Linked DNA regions of Homo sapiens: region 2 is linked to region 1. The links are chromatin contacts, found by Hi-C or POLR2A ChIA-PET in ENCODE. All regions are on one chromosome and are shown on one strand. Each heading gives the region's core, a stretch centred on a gene start or an enhancer-like site at or near the end of the contact. The rest is flanking DNA. Distances are from core to core; before and after follow the strand shown.

The links. Hi-C counts contacts between places; a loop is a spot of excess contacts on that map. ChIA-PET counts read pairs that join two places held with the same protein, here RNA polymerase II (POLR2A). Pooled maps may share reads with other maps.
Region 2: a loop to region 1 is called in a pooled map, with 2.9 times the contacts of the local background. The contact joins the enhancer-like site here to the promoter of CNNM4 in region 1. A Hi-C loop is called at or near these places in 1 of 37 single-sample maps with no recorded cell type and 3 of 50 pooled maps. POLR2A ChIA-PET finds 5 or more read pairs at or near these places in 1 of 52 experiments (Panc1).

Annotation. Positions count from the first base shown.
Region 1 is chr2:96,759,529-96,765,380 of GRCh38, reverse strand. CNNM4 (cyclin and CBS domain divalent metal cation transport mediator 4) reads right to left here and starts at 4,479. Exons shown (of 7, transcript NM_020184.4): 1 at 2,980-4,479. The coding sequence starts at 4,381. RefSeq lists enhancers at 714-813, 3,254-3,842, 3,722-3,971, 3,843-4,432, 4,992-5,041 and 1 more and silencers at 1,514-1,563, 3,935-4,118, 4,242-4,661.
Region 2 is chr2:98,460,681-98,466,629 of GRCh38, reverse strand. All of the region lies in intron 1 of INPP4A (inositol polyphosphate-4-phosphatase type I A), which reads right to left. Among named protein-coding and RNA genes, the nearest start is that of INPP4A, 19 kb to the right of the region's middle. RefSeq lists enhancers at 212-776, 875-1,184, 1,195-1,334, 2,585-2,634, 2,821-3,336 and 1 more. Within about 2 kb of position 1,594, at least 25 of the 41 ENCODE cell types and tissues checked have a DNase peak (open chromatin) inside an H3K27ac peak, as active enhancers do.

The sequences.
Region 1 (5,852 bases), core at 3,230-5,729:
GCCAAGGCGGGTGGATCACCTGAGGTCGGGAGTTCAAGACCAGCCTGACCAACATGGCGAAACCCCGTCTCTACTAAATAAACAAAATTAGCCAGGGGTGGTGGCACATGCCCGTAACCCCAGCTACTCAGGAGGCTGAGGCAGAAGAATCGCTTTAACCCGGGAGGTAGAGGTTGCAGCGAGCCGAGATTGTGCCATTACACTCCAGCCTGGACAACAAGAGCAAAACTCCGTCTCAAAAAAAAAAAACAACAACAAACAAACAAATAAAACAATGCCAGCTGTTCTAACTTTGCTCACTTGTTTCTCTTAGCAAAAAAAAAAAAAAAAAAAAAAAAAAAAAAAAAAAAAAAAAACCATTCCCAACACCAGACTCCTAAACTCTTTTTTTTTTGAAACAGAGTCTTGCTCAGTCGCCCAAGCTGGAGTGCAGTGGTGCGATCTGGGCTCACTGCAACCTCTGCCTCCCGGGTTCAAGCGATTCTCCTGCCTCAGCCTCCTGACTAGCTGGGGCTACAGGCATGTGCCACCACGGCTGGATAATTTTTTGTATTTTTAGTAGAGACGGGGTTTCACCATGTTAGCCAGGATGGTCTCAATCTCCTGACCTCGTGATCTGTCCGCCTCGCCCTCCCAAAGTGCTGGGATTACAGGCATGAGCCACCGCGCCTGGCCAAGAAACTCTTAAATTGCAGATGTACACTAGGTGTGTGCTGTGTCCTGGGTAATCTCAGACTAAGAAGGTGGACGCCAGATTGGAAGGTCTGGAAGAGGCCACGCTGCAGGGAACCCGGTGTGCAATGAGTTAAAACTGGTTTTCCAAGACCTCTGAGAATGGGGAAGTAAGTGATGGCATAAAGCCGCAGGGCCTGTTCATTTGTCGGGGGTGGGTAGAGAGGGGGGACTATCACCATCTCCAGGGCGGCCTGCTGTGCTGGGCAGCCTGTGTGCAGTTCCCTGGGTTTACCAGCACTGCTCCAGGGCTTGGCCTCAGGCTACTGGCCTCTGTTAAGCAGAGTTTCCCGGAGTAAACTGAACCTGGGGACTCTGGCTCAGCAGAGCTCTGCTACGGCCTAAGAGATGCTAGCTCTGTTTTCCCAACTTAATGAAAGGGCACTTGACAAGACAGAGCCCAAAGACAGCCCTCTCAAGACCCAGGAGGCTCCAACCCAAGAGAGCTCAGCCCTGCTGATCAAGACTGGGAGACTGGTCAGACCAATCCATACTGGTTGGATCCAGATTCCAAATGAACTGATGGGAAGGTGCTACTGGGTGTGTCACAAACCATAGTCCCAAACACCACAGAGGCAGTGAGGAGGAAGTTGCCCTGGAGGGTCCTAATCAGGTTCCCAACTAAGCAATAGGAGAAGTCTTCAGGTCCCAAGGCTTAGGGTGGGGGTGGGGCACAGATCCTCACTGCTTTTCTGTCCCAGGCTCGGGTACCTGGGAAAACCTGATTCCTGGGTCTGCACTCCCAAAGCCGCCCCCACCCCCACCCCACCGCAGCCTCTGCCTTCACCACTAGGGGTCTGTCTCTCCAGTCTCTGCAGGGAGGCCACCTTCCCTGGGGCTCTCCCAGACTCTGGCTTACTTTACTCAAGTGGTCCTCAGCTCCGATACTAAGATTCAGTCTGTTGAACTTAGGAGGGTACCAACCCACCACCCTGGCCCTGACCCCAGCATCTTTTCAGACCAAACCTGGCAAAGCCAGCTCCTCCCTATCCCACTCCAAAGCTGTCCTCCACTCTCCGTTACAGAAACACCTGCCAGCTCACTCCCTGCTAGGATTCCGAAGTCCCTCCAAGCCCTAGGTCGGCCTGAGCAGCCTCAGCCAGTAGGAGCTCTCCTATGGGAATGAAGGCTGGGAGCATGTTTAGAAAGCAAAGTCCCCAAGTTTAGGATGAGCCCCTCACCCCCATTCCTTTAAAAAAGAGCTTCCCTTTCTGCCTCCTCACTTCCTTCAGCCTGGGAGGGTTCCACTCCATAATTGGCTTGTTTACTGCCACTTTGAGGGTTTCTGAATGGCAGAGATGGGAGGAAAATTTTGCTGGAAGAAAAGGAGTGTGTGCCTTGAGCTTTGAGGCTGATGAGTAAACCCTCCAAATGCCTCTCTAACTACCTGCGAAATGGCCAAGAACCCAGGTGAGAAAAAAACACAAGGCAGTGCAAGGCAGCTGAAGATTTCCAGCAGACCACTGGAGGGAAGCTTACGCTGGCGCCACAATTACCAAAACTTAATCTGCTTGCTTCTGCTGAATAGTCGAAAGCGCTACTTGGCATTGTTCTGAGAAGCGAGCCAATTAGAGACCTCCCAATTCTGCTTCTGTGGGCTAGCACCTCCAGTAACATGACTCCCCTGCTCAAAAACCTGTAGCTCCCAAGCTGGGAGCAAACTTAGCGTCCACCACCGGGCCCCAAACTACTCCAGCCATTGACCACTAAGCATCAGAGCCACTATACCCACCAAACAGGACCACCTGCTGGGCCACAAGCACACTTTTGCTTCTCCACTCCGGTTCTCTGCTTGCGGGGTTCCCTCTGCCTCAAGCAGCAAGCCTCTCTACCTTTTAAGATTCTCCTCAAATGCTCCTTCCCCTGTGGATTCCCCAATTTCCCAGCCCCTTCCTGACTCCACCCCATACTCTAAATCTCCATCGCCCTGGCCTCTTTTCAGGCATCTGTCTTACTCTGTCTTGCTTCAATAGCTCCCTGAGGTCTTGCTCCAGCCCTCCAAGGGAGCGAGTATGTCTTATTCAGCTTTGATTCATCAGGAGCACACAGCACACTACCTGGCAGACGGCAGACACTTGAGAATGGGTCTACCGCTCCAAAATCGTTCACCTCAGAAGCATAGGAAGCGATAGGCAAAGGGACACAGAGTCACACAAACAGAACACTAAAGCCAGCAGACACAAAACACGCCAGGGGAAAAGAGGCGTCAAGAGGAAATTGAACCAGGGGAACTACATCTGGCCTTACCCTTCTTGAACTCCTCCAGCATGGCATCCAACTTGGTGTCATGGAAGACAAAGTGCACCGGGTGGTTATAGAAGCGAGTGATAGTCTTGAGGGGGGTGCAGTCATCGGGGTCCACAAAGGCCAAGTCTTTGACGTAGAGAATATCTACAATATTGGACTGCTCGTCTTCGAACACCGGGATGCGAGTATAGCCGCTTTCCATTATCTCCGACATGGTGTTGAAGTCCAGGATGGCATCGCTGCGGATCATGAAGCAGTCCTGGAGCTGGGTCATGATATCCTCTACAGTTTTGGTCCGTAGTTCCAGGGCACCCTGGATCATATTGAGCTCCTCTTTCACGAGGTCATTATAGGGCTCCGTCACCTTCAACATCTCCATCAGCTTCTCCCGGTTGTAAACAGTGCGAATCTCCTGGCCCAGAAAAAAGTCCAGGAGCTTGCTAATGGGAAAACTGAGGGGGAAGGTGAGTAGCATAAAGAATTTGGTGAGAAGGATGGTGTTGGCACCCACAGCCAGCCCATGTCGGGAGCACAGGGCCTGAGGTAGGATCTCCCCAAAGATGACAATGCCAATGGTGGAGGAGGCCACCGCCATGAGGCCGGACCCGATGAGGTTGTCTAGAAGGATTGTGAGGGAGGTGTTGACCAGCACGTTCCCTAGGAGCAACGAGCAGAGAAGGTAGTTGCCCTTGCGCCGGATGGGCTCAATCTTGCGGGCATAGCGCCTCTCCTTCTCGGTGCCACAGTTCTGCACGATGCGCAGCTCCATGGGGTCCAGGGCCATAAGCCCGAGGTTGAGGCCAGAAAATATGCCCGACAGCACCAGCAGCACCGTAATTAGGAGAATGTGCAGCCAGAGAGGCAGGAACCTCCCAGGCTCCTCCACCATGAAGAGCAGTGAGTCCTTGTCCGTCCACTTCAGCCAGGGCCCGTCGGGCTGGGCCCGGGTGCACAGTGCATACAGCTTCATGCTCTCGCTCCTCCGGAGGAACTTGGTGAGCACCACCAGCACGCCGGACGTGTTCCCGCGGCTCACGTTGACCAGCTGCTGGACGACCAGGTCCTTGGTGAGCTCGAGGCAGCTGGTGGACTTGTGGAGGGTCTCGGCATCGTCCACCTCGGTGAAGGAGATCAGGTTGCTGGAGATGTTGCCCAGGCTGTAGCCGTACAGCCTCAGGTTCACGGTGCTGCCCTCGGACACGAAGATGATGCCATCCGGGTTCGTCCCACACGACTTGTTGCAGCTCGCCAGCCTCATGCCCACGATCGTGCCCTGCTGGGGGCTGCCCTGGCCCCGGGCCCCCAGCGCCCACAGCAGCACCAGCAGCACCGGCGCCGCCAGGAGGAGGCGCCCGCGGGCCGGTCCGCCGACCGGGCGCCCGCCCCCGCCCACCGGCGCCATGTTGCTCTGGCTCTGCCGCCGCCGCCGCTCCCCGCGCCACGCCGCGCGGCCCCGGTCCGCACCGCAGCTCCGGCCGCTCCGCTGCCGCCGAGCCAACTGCCCGGGCCGCGAGCCTGACGTCAGGTCAGCGCCCCGCCCGCCCCGCCCCGCCTGCCCACGCCCCTCATTTGCATTGGAGGCCCCGCCCCCGGGGCTCGCTGCTTGAGCGCCCGCCCTTAAGGGGGTACAGTCGCTTAAGGTGGAGCAGCGCCGCCGCGCGAGAGCCGCCAGCGGGTACCCGCCCAGTGCTCCGCCTCCGCGCCCTTCCCCGCCTTTCTCTGCCAGTGGGGCCAGCTCTCCTTCTCCGGGACCTGGTCTCCTAGCTACGCCGTTCCTGTTCCTCGGCCTCGCACGGCCGCACGTGGGAGGCTCCTCTCCCGTCCCTCACCTGCAGCTAGGGGTGGCCCGCTCTGCAGGCAGGGCGAGAAAAGTGCTTTTCCTGATGTAGAAAAAGAAAAAGGAAACCTGAGGGCTTAGGCTGGCATTGCAGCCTGCCCCTTGGAGACTTTTCTGGCCTCCTCACTGCTGAGATTTTTGCCGACCTTGTCCTAAGGCCAGAAGTAGGTTACCCCAGCCCCAGCCCCAGCCCGACGATGCTTCCATCAACCAGTGGCTGCCTGATGTGGAAGGCAAATCTGGGGAACTAAGGTTATAGAAGGGGCAGGCTCTGGCCTAGACTTCTCTCCTGTCTCTTCCATTTAGGCATAGATATTTATTGAACACCTACTTTGTACCAGGCACTTGTTCTAGGCTCTGACAATAGAGCAGTGAACAAGCCAAAGTCGCTGCCCATTGGGGTTTACAGTCTAGAACAGAAAACAGGAGATAAACAAGTAAACACATATATTCATTAAATCCCCCCAACAACCCTCAGAGTTAGTAGAATTATTTCCATTTAGAGATGCAGAAATTGAGCCGAGACAAAAATCCTGGTGCCTCCATACTGTCATCTCCCAGCCCATTTCTCCATCTGTAAATGGGGGTAAGAATGACAGAGCATTACTTCGCTAAGCTTGCGGGATTGTGGACCTAGACATTGAACATGACAGGACAGCTCTTTAGAATATTCTTTGGCTAGGTAGTAGTTGTTGCTACCTGCCTTCCAGGACCAAACTCCTAACCCCAAATTGTGGTGATTGATCAGCTGGGCAGCTGCTTGTGGACATGAGCAGGCAGGCGCGGCAGTGGGCCTATCCCTGAAATGACTGCTTCCTGAATGGCCCTAGCCCTGTGTCAGTAGGGTGTATAAGGAAGACCACAGCTGCCCGCCCTGTGAGGGGGAAGAAGACAGACAGATAAACATCCTTACAATAATTGCACAGGTGCACAGAGAAGATCAGGTACTGGGTTGACCACCAGGTCTCACAGCAAATCTTTTGCCAGTACTGAAGACACAGAACCCACTTTACTCCCTTCCCGCACTGACACTTGT
Region 2 (5,949 bases), core at 345-2,844, 1.7 Mb before region 1:
AGACCTCTGAAACCTCTGCCACCAACCAGCTGGGTGACAACTTCTCTGAGCCGCAATTCTCTCACGGGTAAAATGGGATGACAGACACTTATCATTCAAGGTGTCCAGAGGATTAAATGAAGTGCTGCATGCTGAGGCACAGCACAGCAACGACGCTTAGTGAAATTCCAAAAATGCCGGTGACTCATTGTAATCTGTGATAGGGAATGTCTGTCACCCCCTTGAGCCAACAGGTGCTGGTGCACAGTGAGTGCTCTACAGGGTTAGCTTAAAAAACATAACAAGGCCGGGCACGGTGGCTCACGCCTGTAATCCCAGCACTTTGGAAGGCCAAGGCGGGCAGATTGCTTGAGGTCAAGAGTTCAAGACCAACCTGGCCAACATGGTGAAACCCCATCTCTATTAAAAATACAAAAATTAGCTGTGCATGGTGGCGTACGCCTGTAGTCCCAGCTACTCAAGAGGCTGAGGCAGGAGAATCGCTTGAATCCAGGAGACAGAGGTTGCAGTGAGCAGAGATCACGCCACTGCATTCCAGCCTGGGCAACAGAGTGAGACTCCATCTCAAAAAAACAAAAAAACAAAAAACAAAACAAAACAAAAAACGTAACAAGAAGGTCCCTTCCTAAGCTACTGGGGGGAGGGCTGGAGTGAGACTTGTGGCAGATGGAGCAGAGACTGAGCAAGGTGGGCAGGGCCAGCCTGGGCACACAGCCAGAGAGGAAGGGGGAGGGCGCTAGAGTGAGACCCAAGCCACCGTCTGCTCAAGTACTGCGCCGAAACCAGGGTGGAGCCGGGAGGAAAAACCACAGGCCCTCACAGGAACAGGGGCTCAGCCAGAGAGTTGAAAAACTCTTTTTTCAAACCCATGTAACAACATAGTAAAATGACAGGGGATTATCTGTTCACCAAGTGAGTGCCCAGCAACATGACAAAATGACCCCAGAGTCAGCTACCCCAGAGTCTGGGAGAGGAAAGGACCATGGCCACCCCTAGGCCTCCCCAAGCCTCAGCTTCCTCATTAAGCCCACTGTATGTGGGACAGTATGGTCCTCATCAGGCTGCTGTGAGGTATGGCAGGTCAAATAATGCCCCCTGCAAAAGAGGTTCACGTTCAAATCCTTGGAACCTATTAATGTTACCTTATACAGCAAAGGATTTGCAGACTCAATTAAGTTTCGAATCTTGAGATGAGATTATCCTAGATTACACTGGTAGGCCCCAAATGCCATCACAAATGTCCTTATATGAAGGCAGGAGATTTCGGAGAGAAGAGAGGGCCGTGTGACAGAAGCAGAGAGAAGCGGAGTCACGGAGAGAAGATGTTACCCTGCTGGTGTGAAGATGAGGAAGGGGCCGGCAGCCGAGGCAAGCCAGCAGCCACAGAATGGATTCCGCCCTAAGCTACTGGAGGGAACATGGCCTTGCCCACAGCTTGATTCAGCCCAGTGATTCTGGAGGCCAGAACAGTGAGAGAATAAGTTCCTTTCGCTTTAAGCCACCGAGTTTGTTACAGCAACCACAGGAAGCTAATACAAGGGATTAAAAGGGAAGTGGATACAAAGCAATCAGCACGCTATCTGGCACGTGGTAGGAACTCGAGAATCCCCATTAGTGAAGGACAGTTCCTGACATCCTCCCTGGGCCACCAACCCATCCTCAAAAGCTGTGTGAAAACCTACAACCTTGTACTGCAATAACGAGCTCTGTACTCTGCTCACAAAAGCTCCTTCGTGTGTATCGTCTCAGTTGATTCTGTCCTAAAAAGGAGTTTCCAAGGTTGTCCAAGGACTCTCGGCTTGTCACATATAAATACAACACTGCCACAGGCCTTGTCTTCAACATTCAGTTCAATTAGTTAAAATATTTCACAGGATGGCCTCTGCTGATATCTCATGGAGCAGACCCTCCTGATCTCAGGCATCATGAGCTGTGATCAGGGCCATCTTACCTTGCAGAAACACAGCACAAGTACTTCTCTCAGCCACAGGCCTTGCAACTGTCAACAGAGAAGCTGGTGCCGAGTTCTGACATGGGAACTGAGAACTCTGCCCCTGTCAGGGCAGACATGGCAGAAGAAGAGGCTGGGCAGGCAAAAAAAGACACTGGCTAGCACTTGACCTTCCAAACTGCTTTTCAGCTTGACTCATGCAAAGAGGTTTATCTCTCCCCTAAACCCCCTGCTTTTTGTTTCTTCAGCCCTTGCTCTGTGCACCCCCACTCTCGATTTTCCTCTTTGAGGAGCGAGTCCCAAGTGTCGAAACCCACCATGTGCAATAATTCCACTTCCTCCGTCGTGCTCGGCCTCCATCATGCAGACCCTGGGGCCTCAGCTTCCCCTGGGTTGCTGCGAGGATGTGGCCCCATGAATCTGACGGCTCTCCTGCCCTCCCCTCTGCCCCATTTTGTTCGAGACTCAGGGCTGTGCTGTCCCAACCTTCCCCAGCCTGTGCAAGATTTGAAGACTGTCCCCTTCATCAAGCCACAGCAGCCCTCAGCCACAAAGAGCTCAGGGTGGAGCCTCAAAACCTCAAGAGTATCTTAAAGAAAAAATGAAGAAAAAGAAGAAGCCTATTCACTTCCTAAAAACAGCCATCTGCAGGCCCTCTGAGATATCTTTTTTGCACCCATTCTTCTACAAGCTTCTGCCAGCGCCAGGTTCACTGGGTGGAGACCGTGTACCCTAAGCCAACTGACTACTGACCACTATCAGGCAGGAGACAAGGGCTGTGCACGGAGCGAGCAGAGACTGGAGGAAAAGCTGCCTCAGCATTCCTCAGCCCCTGGCACCGCATGCAGCAGACCCTAGGGCTAACAGCTCACACCTACCAGACCTTCACTTGACCATGGACGCTCATGGCTCTGGTCTGCCCTAAATCCCGCACAGGGGCTTGTAAGCAGTCTCGCAGGCACATGCCTGTGAGCCCTCCGCAGGTGGCTACTACTTCCTGCTCTCCTACAGACAGACCCCAGGGCCAGCTCCACAAGTCAATTCCTTTGTGCCTGAAAACTACCTGCTGCGTGAGTGAATGAGAAGGGGCAGGTGTGCTCCCAGTTGGTAACTTTGCATCACCTCGCCTGTGATGAATGACCATGCCATATCACAGATTCAGAAACTGAAGACCACCAACCAACATGACTCCAAAATGTACGTGCAACGTGCTGCCCAGGCCGTTGCCTTCCCTCTGAGATGTAGAGCACCTTGGTTGGAACAGCTGAAATGCTGGGAGGGCATGGCCAGAACCAGCCTCAGCGAGACACCATCACAGCTGAAATGTAGACTTCCACACAAGCACTGTGTGTTCCTGGGCCTGGCTGTCATTAAGGTCCCTGCAGAACCATCTGCCCTTGCACCTGCAGCTTGAGTTGGCCGCTTGATAGGCCAGGCAGAGGAAAGCCCAACAGAGCCAATGTACCTGAAACTGGGGTCAAAAGCAGCTTTGACAAGCCTCACTCAGGATGCTACAGGTTAGTTTAAAATGTCTGTGGGCTGGGCGCGGTGGCTCACGTCTGTAATCCCAGCACTTTCGGAGGCCGAGGCGGGCAGATCATCTGAGGTCAGGAGTTCAAGACCAGCCTGGCCGACATGGTGAAACCCCGTTTCTACTAAAAATACAAAAATTAGCCGGATGTGATGGCACACACCTGTAATCCCAGCCACTTGGGAGGCTGAGGCAGGAGAATGGCTTGAACCCGGGAGGTGGAGGTTGCAGTGAGCCAAGATTGCAACAGAGCACGATTCTGTCTTGAATAAAAATTTTAAAAAATTAAAAATTAAAAATAAATAAAAAATAAAATGTCTGTGTGTTGGCTGGACATGGTGGATCACACCAGTAATCCCAGCACTTTGAAAAGCTGAGGCAGGTGGATTGCTTGAGCCCAGGAGTTCAATACCAGCCTAGGCAACATAGCCAAACCCACAAAAAAAAATTAAAAATTAGCCAGGCATGGTGGCATACACCTGTAGTCCCAGCTACTCAGGAGGCTAAAGTGGGAAGATCACTTGAGCCTGGAAGGCAGAGGCTGCAGTGAGCCATGATCCTGCCACTACACTCCAGTCTGGTTGACAGAGTGACACCCTGTCTCAAAAAAAAAACAATAATAATTAAAAAAATAAAAGGTCTGTGTGTAACTAGAAGGTAATATTTTATTTTATTTTTATCTATTTATTTATTTATTTTTGAGACAGAGTCTCCATCTGTTGCCCAGGCTAAAGTGCAGTGGCACGATCTCGGCTCACTGCAACCTCTGCCTCCCGGGTTCAAGCGATTCTCCTATCTCAGACTCCTGAGTAGCTAGGACTACAGGCGCCTGCCACCACGCCCAGCTAATTTTTTGTATTTTTAGTAGAGATGGGGTTTCACTGTGTTAGCCAGGATGGTCTCGATGTCCTGACCTCATGATCCGCCCACCTTGGCCTTCCAAAGTGCTGGGATCATAGGCGTGAGCCACCACGCCTGGCCACTAGAAGGTAATATTTTAGAGACATGTGCCTTACAAATAGTATCTAACCATTAACTGCCCATTTCCCAAAGAAAACCCTACAGGCCAGGTCATAATTGAAATAAACGGGCAGAAGCTTAAACACGTCGTCTAACCCCACCCTCTTTTTCCAGCTAGAATGATGCTCAATCCAGCCAGAGCCTAGGCCCAGACCTCAGAGCAAGGGGGGTGCAGCTTCCTTCACAAAACTAACGTATTAGTGTGAAGCACAGGCTGGAAAGAAGCTAACAGGCATCCAGAGAGCACTGGTTGAAGAATCTGCAGCACAGCCTGGCAGCAGGCCAGCATGCAGCTGGACAATGGAACACAAAACTCCTTGTGGGCCAGTGAAACCGTCAGAAGAGGCACACAGCGAGCACGCAGCATGGCACCAGGGATGTGGAAAACTGTCTCATGTCTGCACATGCAGGCCTGCTGGCATATACACAGCATAACTTCAGAAAAAAACCCAACAAGCACATGGCATTGGTGTCTTAAGGGAGGGGACATGGATGGCTAGAGGATAGGGTAGGAAACAGGCTTTACCACATATCCTGCTATATTTTACAATTTTTAAGCCATGAAAATGTTTGCCTATTAAAACATAAAATGTTATCAAATTTGTCAAACCAAGTTAAGTACAGGGAGGTTTTTGAGAAGTCTCTCCAAGAGACATTAGTGCACAGCCAATAAGGGGATGGAAGATTTCAAGGAGCCCTGCTCTGGGGCAGGCACCCCTGCAGGTGACAGAATCAAAGCTAGGCCCACACCTGTTGCTGGCAGTGACTGCCACGGCCTTGGCAATGAGCATCCCTTGCTCTCCGCCCTTCACTTCCTTCTTCTCTGACTTGTCTCCTTCCACTCTGTTTGCCTCCTCTGCCATGTCACTACATCATGTGGCATAGTGAAGTCTATATTCCAAGTCAGAGTCCCAGTTAGAGATGGAGGGTGGTGTGGCAGAACCATGAGCCAACCCCCGTCCCTGTAATCATCTCTCACTACCAAACCACCCCCTCGCCAGCTACTGGCTCACAGGCTTGACTGTGTCTTTTTGCACTGCACCCACTGTGCAGATACCCCATGAGGTCACGGGAAGGGCGTGGCTATGGAGAAGATGGAACCGGCTGCAGCTGCCCAGCCAGCTATTTCACACTGTAGGGAGAGCCCCTGAGACAATTAATACCATTTCTAGAAACCAGCATTTCTGGGTTTCTTTACACCCCAATGCTTCCTCTTCCTCATGGTGTTTCAGCACAGTGTTTCACAGGTGGATTAGAGGGGGCGCAGACGATTCTTCTCCAATGCTGGGTTTCATTTCTGTCATTTCACAGATAACAGCTTCACCCCTGACCCCATGGGTGCCAGGGACACCCTGCCCTGTGGTCTGCATTGTGGACATCCTGCAGCAGGACCCACTGCCACACAGCGCTGGGTGAGCCGCAGCATCCACAACTGTAAAGCCAACAC